Linked DNA regions of Homo sapiens: region 1 is linked to region 2. A link is a contact called in ENCODE Hi-C data. All regions are on one chromosome and are shown on one strand. Each heading gives the region's core, a stretch centred on a gene start or an enhancer-like site at or near the end of the contact. The rest is flanking DNA. Distances are from core to core; before and after follow the strand shown.

Region 1 (4,225 bases), core at 1,395-3,894, 1.9 Mb before region 2:
TATCACTTGTTTTAAAGAGGCTGTAATCAATATTTTTTATTTTTAAAAGTTGAAAAAGTACATGTTGCTTATAATACATCTATCCATTTAAAAGTTTTAAAATGTAAAAACATCTGTTTTAATGAGGAAGTAAAATAATATTTTAAGATACTTTCACTTTTTAAATAATTTAAGTCCATCTCACCTACATAAAAAGACAACATGTTAGGGATGACAATACTTTGAATAATATTTTGTCACTATGCCCAAGCTGAAAAAAAACCATAAATACTGAATCTACAGAATTTAGCATTTTTCATTTGAATGAACAAGTTTACTATTTTCCATGTAATTTCTTTACATAATACACATGCTAGATTTTTATTACTCCATATCACTCCCAGCTTTTCACACCTGTCCCTATCATTTTGGGTTATCTACAGATATCACAGTTATCTACAAGTCTTTTTTTGTGGATATAAACATGCACCAAAAAAAGTATTAGTTTCCACCTAGTTAGAAGGCACTTATATAATTATAATGGTAAAGATTTACTTCAATGTACTGAAATTATATGGGCATATGCAACTAATTCAATATTAACCTACGAGCATGGTAAAAAGGAGGAAAGACAATTCACTGCCTAGGTAAGTCTGATGAAATCAAACAGTATTATACTTTCCCCAAATTGTATTCATTTAAAGGTTATTTCTCTGTATGGAGCTGGGGACAAGGGGAGGGGTTGAAGGAAGATGACTACAAACCCAATCTTCTGTTATTCATACATCTAGTCTAGATGGGGTGGAGTCTTCCTTTTCCCCCTTGACTCCATTTCTTCAAAGTGCTTTTCTTTCTTCTTGCTGTGAGTTTCACCCAGGTCTAGAGAATAGTTTTAAGTTGAAATTAAGACTCCAGAGGTTGTTATACAAAAACTGGGGGTGGAGGTTAAGGCATGATTTTATAAACACTAATTATAAGATAACATAGATTCAGGCCTTCTTTCTCAAGCCCCAGGTATTGTCATGCAAAGTAACAGAACTCGTATATTGTTATACAGGCTACACGGGAGATAAACAGGTCTGTTTTTCACCATTAATCATTTATCAACACTCAAGGACACTCTCAAAGAACACTGATTTACTGTATTCCTCACTTCAAAGTCATTTTGCTTTGGGATCTTCTGTCCCATTCCCCTCCATGACACCCTACCCTTTTGCAATCTCTAACTCTTACCTGTGTCTTCTTTTTCCGGCATTCTCAAAGATAGCGACTAGTTGTAAATATGTAAAGGAATCCCTTTCAAAAAGGCATGTGCCTCTGGTTAAGACACATTACATGTGTAATGTAATGTGTACATTACATTTACACATTCTGGTAAGAATGGTAAAAACTGTCTAGGAAGTTGGTGCTATCTTTCAAGATTGAAAAGAGAAATGCTGGCTGGAAAAGAACGTAGGTCAAATGAATATTGTGTCTACTTATACATCCAGACGATCCTGAGGACCTCACTTTCACTTAGAGGAAGAAACAATTATCATGCATAAAACTGTATTTTGGTCTCCTGAATGCTGTTAAAATATGGGGTTGTAATAAAGTAGTCTTCCTCTATGAAGCAGAAGCATTGATAGCACTTGGTCTTCTGGTTAAACTTCTTAAATCCTCACAGAAAGAGCCCTGATAAAGGTTCAACTATCTTTGCTGTCAGCAATACATGTGTGGTCCAAGGACTGTACCTGTCTGCAAATGCAGAGGAGTGGCTTGTTCCAGTTTTATATACAGCTGCTCTTTTTGAGAATCATTAGACACCTCGAAGTGAAGGACCTTAGCTCTACTCAATACCTCTTTTTCTGGATAGGATATTTATCCTACACTTTTCTATTCTAACATGAAGTGAAAGCCAATTCAAACCGTGCAGCTTTATTTGAGAGCATTTCTGACTTCATCTTTATCTTAAAAGGATGCTTTAAAAAGGGGTTCATGGGGACACATAAATCTGAAATATGCGTATATTAAAATAAAGACATACAATTACCTAACATCTAATACAAAATACAGTACTGAACACAAATCGAAAAAAGGCATGCGGGCAAATAATGGATGTACATTCATCCCTTTCACTCAGATCAAAGAGAGGGAGCTCTCAATGACTCATACATACCGGACAGAGTTAAATGTTATAAAGAAATATGCCACAGATGCAGCAGTGATGGCAAAGGAAATGAATCTTTCTGAAGCAGAAAGATTTAAGAGGAAAGGAGATCGTGCCATATCGCAAACTCTGATAGTACAGTTCCAACCCTCCCACGTTGCTCTCTCCACATTTCTTTTTGCTTCTTGCATTTCCCTTCGCCGCCAGTGTTAAGAGTGTACCTCCCCGCACAACTTACCTTGAAACGGGACTCCATTGAGCTCTCGAGAGTGACACAAGCCCATAGCCAATCGTCTCACGCGGCCCCGCCTGGGCGGCCTCAATGGAAGCGTGTGGACCAATCAGGATCCTGGGGCGATGAGCAAGTTACGTTGTGGCGCGATTCGGCGTATACTTCCGCGCGTGCTGCCCGGGATAGGAGCCTGGCAGAGCAGCTGCACACACGGCAGTGCGGAGGCAGAGAAGGGGTTGGTGATACGGTGCTATAAATCTGTGGTCCAGTCCACCTCCCTTTTAAGACGTCCTCCCCCCTATTTCTGTTCTTAGTTAGAGATGCAGCAGCTTACTCCTGTAGCGACCTACTAAAAAGCAACAAGGAGAAAGACATCGTCTTTTTGAAAAAACGTTCTTTCGTCTCTTTTCTTTGTTCCTTGGTTTGTTTTTCTTGCCCCTTTTTGTTTAGTTGAACGGCAATAGGAGGGTAGTCTCTCCGTCTTTTTAAACTCTTTTTTAAGTTTCCCCTCCCCTTTCATATTTTTTTTCGCCATTTCTTTTAGCATTGGACTTTGGGGTCGAAAGCGTTTCTTTTTATTTGCTTCTTTTAAGCCGAGCACAGTTTAGGTTTCGTGCTGTCTTAAGAGAACTATCCAGCAGCTTCTTGCTCATCCTTATTGGGAGAACTGCACCGTTACTTTAAAAACACACATACACAAAAACCTTAAGGGAGAAAGGTAAGTTTCGGTTTGGTTTCTTTAATCATTAGTTGCAGCGATGCGCTGGCAAACCCAGAAAACCTGTAAGTGAGCGGAATACAGAATATGAAGTTAATTGCACATGTTTGTCTCATTTCAAAGCTACTGTTCTGCTTTTTTAATTTTAAAGAGCTAGACTAAAAGACGGTGGACGCATGCTTAGCGTACTGAATATTCGTAAATGTCCATGGCAGAAACTTAAGTGGTAAATGTGGCCAGGGGGGAGTAGGGGTACAATGGGAGGTTAGATGTGGAGTGAGCTTCAAGATTGAGATCGGAAGTTCATTTCGTGGGGAGAGAGTGATAACTTGGGTGTTGGGGATGCATGCCTCTACTTTGGCTCAGCAACGGAAGGACGGGAGAGGCTTTACAATCATTAAGGGGAATCAGAAGCCTGGACTGGCAGATTAGACCAGCGAAAACCACAGGCTTAATTGCATTAACCAGATAGCATGTGCTGGGGAGATGGGATTGCCAGATGGAATTTAGATGCTGCACCAGGCAGCGAGTTGTAGTTGACTGAAAAAAGTACATGCCGCCTGAGGGCTGGGGCTGGGGCTGGGCTGAGGCTAGGGTTGTTAGAAGCTGTCAGAACTCATCATTGTATGCGGGCTCTGATTCACGGACTCCAATTATCATAATTCAGTTTTAAAAGAAGATAGCCAATTTGGGGCTGAATTCTTAAGCCTGTACCGGATATGAGATTCCCTTTGTTCAGAAAAGCGTAAATAAGATCCTTGGAGCTGTGTCTATGAAGTGCCGGCTGCTTGGGAGCCTCGCTGTGCTGGGCGCTGGGAAGTGGATTCCAAGCCCTGTCCTTGGTCCTACGCGGCTGACTTCGCCTTCGGGGAGAGGGGGAACCCCTCTGCAGCCGCGAGGCTTCGCAGCCACCCCAGGAGCCAACTCGGCCACGTAGCCCTCACCCCCTCCTTACCGCCCCCACTTCCTCGAATAGCTATTGTTAAATTGACGCCAGGAGAAAGATGGTTGGGGATGACAAGCTGGGCAGATAGGCACACGCTTCATTTTAACTTTTGTGATTTCTCAGGGTTTAGGAGAAATCATTTGGCTTTCTACTGCCAAAGAGAGGATCCAGGGTAGATGTGGGAAAGGGGGAGGATGTTCG
Region 2 (4,767 bases), core at 1-2,500:
GGCGGGTACATGCACGTGAAGCCATTGCGAGAACTTTATCCATAAGTATTTCAATGCCGGTAGGGACGGCAAGAGAGGAGGGCGGGATGTGCCACACATCTTTGACCTCAGGTTTCTAACGCCTGTTTTCTTTCTGCCCTCTGCAGACATCCCCGATTGAAAGAACCAGAGAGGCTCTGAGAAACCTCGGGAAACTTAGATCATCAGTCACCGAAGGTCCTACAGGGCCACAACTGCCCCCGCCACAACCCACCCCGCTTTCGTAGTTTTCATTTAGAAAATAGAGCTTTTAAAAATGTCCTGCCTTTTAACGTAGATATATGCCTTCCCCCACTACCGTAAATGTCCATTTATATCATTTTTTATATATTCTTATAAAAATGTAAAAAAGAAAAACACCGCTTCTGCCTTTTCACTGTGTTGGAGTTTTCTGGAGTGAGCACTCACGCCCTAAGCGCACATTCATGTGGGCATTTCTTGCGAGCCTCGCAGCCTCCGGAAGCTGTCGACTTCATGACAAGCATTTTGTGAACTAGGGAAGCTCAGGGGGGTTACTGGCTTCTCTTGAGTCACACTGCTAGCAAATGGCAGAACCAAAGCTCAAATAAAAATAAAATAATTTTCATTCATTCACTCATTTATTGTCAACATTTATTGAGCACCTATTACAACAATTTCATCGCATGGAAGACAGCATCGTTTCTGACACTGTTGTTTCATGTATCTCTTAGAAAAACGCTGCTATTAGACATCTAACACTATTTATCTTGAGGTGATAAAATATCAAAAGCCGTGTCTCAAGATCGATGAAATGCGGTTAAAATGATGAATAGAAACTCTAGGGGGACCTCATATCGATAGACTCGAGACTGGCACATCTGGAGATCCGTATTTATCCGGCTTCCCCTTCCAGATCACGCGAGGTTTGGGATATTTTGCTCACCAGGCCTCAGCCAGGTAACTGAATCCAGCCAACCCTGGCCCATAGTCTCGGAATCCGACTCGGCTCCCAGTCCCCGCCTCGGCGTTCTGAGACCCCCAGGCTGGGGTTCCAGAGGGCTGTGAGGTTGCGAATGACTGCTGCCAAACCGGAAGGAACTCTGCGGTTCTCTGCCACAGTGGGATTGTTGCAGGCACGCGGCTCAGACTTCACTGAGGTTGGGAGATGCTCCTGTCCACGCTGCCTCATCCCGTGCTGGAGCACTGCACCTCTATTTTTTTTTTTAGGGTACACGCCACATAACATAAAACTAAAAATTTTAAAGAGTAGAATTCAGTGGCATTTAGTACAATGTTATGCAACCATCACTCCTATCTAGCCCAAAACATTTTCGTCAACTGCATAGGAGGCCCCATTAAGCATACCTGTTAAACTCTTCTTGCCTCCAACTCCTGGCAACTACAAAACTCCTTTTGTCTCTATGGATTTACCTATTCTGAATATTTCTTATAAATGGGATCATACAATATGTGACCTTCCGTGTCTGGCTTCTTTCACCAAGTGTAGTGTTTTGGGGGTTCATTCCTGCTGCAGCATGTATCAGTACCTCATTTCATTTTATGGCTGAATCATATTCCATTGTATGAATATACTGGAAATTGCTCGTCTACTCATCCAGTGATGAACATCGAGTTGTTTTTTGGCTTAAAATTATTCATAGTGTTCTCATATAAATATAAATATGTAATTATTATTTTTATCCATATTTATTACATTATTTATATTTTTATATTTTTATTGTATTATAATAATTTTATAATATTATACTATGATAATATAACAGACTGACTCCTATGGTCTGTCAGTGTGCTCTTCCACTGGCGTGCTCCCTTCCGCTGGGGTGCCCCGCTCCACGTCCAGTTCCTCCGATGAGTTCCTCTGGACATAGAGCCGCTTGTGTGTCTGCCTGCTAGGGTCTCAGGGTTTTCATAGGCAAAGGATGGGGGCGTGGCGGGACAGGGTGGTCTTGGGATATGCAACATTTGGGCGTGAAGGAAGGAGTGCCTGTCCTCACCTAGGTCCAGTGGGCACAGGCCCAGGGGAGGGCCCTTACCAGGGACCCGCCTTTGTCTACCCAACACTTCCCTGCCCCTCTTCTCTATCATTGCGTTTCAGTTACCTTTGCCTTGGTTCAGCACTCACTTGGTTGCTGTAAAACTTTCTTACTGTTTCCCAGAGTTCCCACGAAGTCAATTCTGGCAGCTTTTGCTTATTTTTCTGTGTTTCTATATAGGAATGGGCCCTGCGAGCTCACTACTGTGCCACTTTTGCTATTATCTTTTGTTGTTGTTGTTGTTCAATTTGTTTTGTTTTAGGGCAGGATGGTCAAATGCTTATGATGTGCCAATTTCCTGCCTCCATATATCTCCTGTGCCTGGTACGCAGTGCCCATGCCCGGCATCCTCACTTTCTGGGCATCTGTCTGTCAACATTTCTCTGAAGCTCGCTAGCTCTACCACTCAGCTGTCCCCCTGAAAATTTTCTCCACCTTCCCCCGCAGCTGTAGGAAGCTCACCTTCCTCCTTACCCTTCCTCAACCCCACTCCTGTTCTCTCCCTTTTTCCCCCTTCCACCCCCATTTCCCCGACTTCTGCTGGGGGTGGGAGGGATAACCGATTCACAGACATTCCCCTCCCCCTCGCCGCTTCTCGGGAGATTGCTGGTTCGCAGTCCTACGCTCCACTCGCCAGCAGGCTCCGCTGTGGTGTGAGCACCTCCGGGAGCGCAAAGGCGTCCGCTTTGAGGCACTGGGCCTCGGGCCAGGCAGAGGCTATCTCCGGGACCCTTTTATGGAGATCTGCTGTTAAAGCCCACGCGTGTTTCCCGAGCACACTGAGCACACGCATACTGGGCCTGACGACTCCAGGGAGGGACCTGCTCCGGAACCGCGGACTAGACCCGGGTCCCAGAACTACCCGTGGAGGAGGCCGCAGTAACCTCCGAAGCAGGCTGAGAGACTCGGGTGGGCTTTCTCCAGTGAAAAAAAAGAAGCCAGAGGGGAAGGGTAGATGGAGCAGGAAAGAAGGACGGATTCTAAGCATGGCTGTTCGAGGCCCTGAGGCTGCAGAACTGACTGCGGGACTGCGGTTTGGAGGCGGGGACTTTCCAAAACCACGGACGAAAGAAACCTCCCAACCAACCGATTAAGCACGGGGGCTGTGGAGCAGAAGGGCAATAAAAGGCCCTGCCCACCGAAACCTGTAAAAGTTTCCTTTGTAAGCACGCGTCACGAGCGCGGGTGACGAGGCCCAGGCGCGCCCGGGTGCGGCGACCTCGGAGCCCGCGGGACGGGAGAGCAGCCCTTCCTTTGGCCGGGCCTCCAGCACCAAAACTGGCTGGGATCCTTCCTGGGGCCCACGCCAGTGCCACACCCCAAGTACTCTGGATGCAGGCCAGGTGGGAGGGTCTTCACCTCCACCTCCTTCCAGATCTCACGTGTCTCATTTACGTAATAAAGTTCAGGAAATAGCAGAAAACAACTTTTTTTTTTTTTTTTTTTTTTTTGAGACGGAGTCTTTCTCTGTCGCCCAGGCTGGAGTGCAGTGGTGCGATCTCGGCTCACTGCAACCTCCGCCTCCCGGGTGCAAGCGATTCTCCTGCCTCAGCCTCCTCAGTAGCTGAGATTACAGGCGCCCGCCACAACACCTTTTTAGTAGAGACGGATTTTCACCATTTTGGCCAGGCTGATCTCGAACTCCTGACCTCAAGTGGTCCGCCCTCCTCGACCTCCCAAAGTGTTGGGATTACAGGCCTTAGCCACCGTGCCGGTCCAGAAAAGCACATTTAAAAACTACAGATTGATATCCTTGTTGGGCATTGATGCTAAAATCCTTAACAAAATACTAGCTAACAGAATCCAACAACATATCAAAAAATAATCCACCATGACATGATCAAGTGGGTTTCATACCAGGAATGTAGGGATGATTTAACATATGTGATACACCACGAAAACAGAATTAAAAACAAAACATCACATGATCATCTCAATAGATGCAGAAAAAGCATTTGACAAAATTCAGCATCCTGTTATGATTAAAACTCTCAGCAAAATTGGCATACAAGGGACATACCTTAATGTAATAAAAGCCATCTATGAAAACCCACAGCCAACATAATACTGAATGGGAAAAGTTGAAAGCATTTCCTCTGAAAACTGGAACAAGGATGCCCACTCTCACCACTCCTCTTCAACATAGTACTGGAAGTTCTAGCCAGAGCAATCAGATGAGAGAGAAAAATAAAAAGGGTATCCAAATCAGTAAAAAGGAAGTCAAACTGTCACTGTTTGCTGATGATATGATCGTTTACCTTGAAAACCCTAAGGACTCCTCCAGAAAGCTACTAGAATTGATAAAAGAATTCAGCAAAGTTTCTGGATACAAGATTAGTGTATACAAATCAGTAGCTCTTCTATACACAAACAGCGACCAAGCAGAAAATCAAATCAAGAACTTAACCCCTTTTACAGTAGCGGCAAAAAAAAAAAAAAAAAAATCAAATCAAATCAAATACTTAGGAATATGCCTTACCAGGGAGTCAAAAGACCTCTACAAGAAAAACTACAAAACACTGCTGAAACAAATAATAGACAACATACAAATGGAAACATATCCCATGCTCATGGATGAGCAGAATCAATATTGTGAAAATGACCATACCGCCAAAAAAATCTACAAATTCAATGCAATCCCCATCAAAATACCACCATCATTCTTCACAGAATTAGAAAAAACAATTCTAAAATTCATATGAAACCAAAAAAG

Evidence for each region. Hi-C counts contacts between places; a loop is a spot of excess contacts on that map. Pooled maps may share reads with other maps.
Region 1: a loop to region 2 is called in a pooled map, with 23 times the contacts of the local background. The contact joins the promoter of ELAVL2 here to the promoter of CDKN2A-AS1 in region 2. A Hi-C loop is called at or near these places in 1 of 168 maps with a recorded cell type or tissue (naive thymus-derived CD4-positive, alpha-beta T cell), 5 of 37 single-sample maps with no recorded cell type and 8 of 50 pooled maps.

What each region holds. Positions count from the first base shown.
Region 1 is chr9:23,824,659-23,828,883 of GRCh38, reverse strand. It overlaps ELAVL2 (ELAV like RNA binding protein 2), which reads left to right and starts at 2,644. Exons shown (of 7, transcript NM_004432.5): 1 at 2,644-3,078. It overlaps LOC105375992 (a long non-coding RNA gene), which reads right to left and starts at 2,456. Exons shown (of 3, transcript XR_929519.3): 1 at 2,367-2,456; 2 at 744-858.
Region 2 is chr9:21,963,622-21,968,388 of GRCh38, reverse strand. CDKN2A-AS1 (CDKN2A antisense RNA 1) reads right to left here and starts at 1,250. Exons shown (of 1, transcript NR_024274.1): 1 at 635-1,250. It overlaps CDKN2A (cyclin dependent kinase inhibitor 2A), which reads left to right. Exons shown (of 3, transcript NM_000077.5): 3 at 147-637. The coding sequence ends at 160.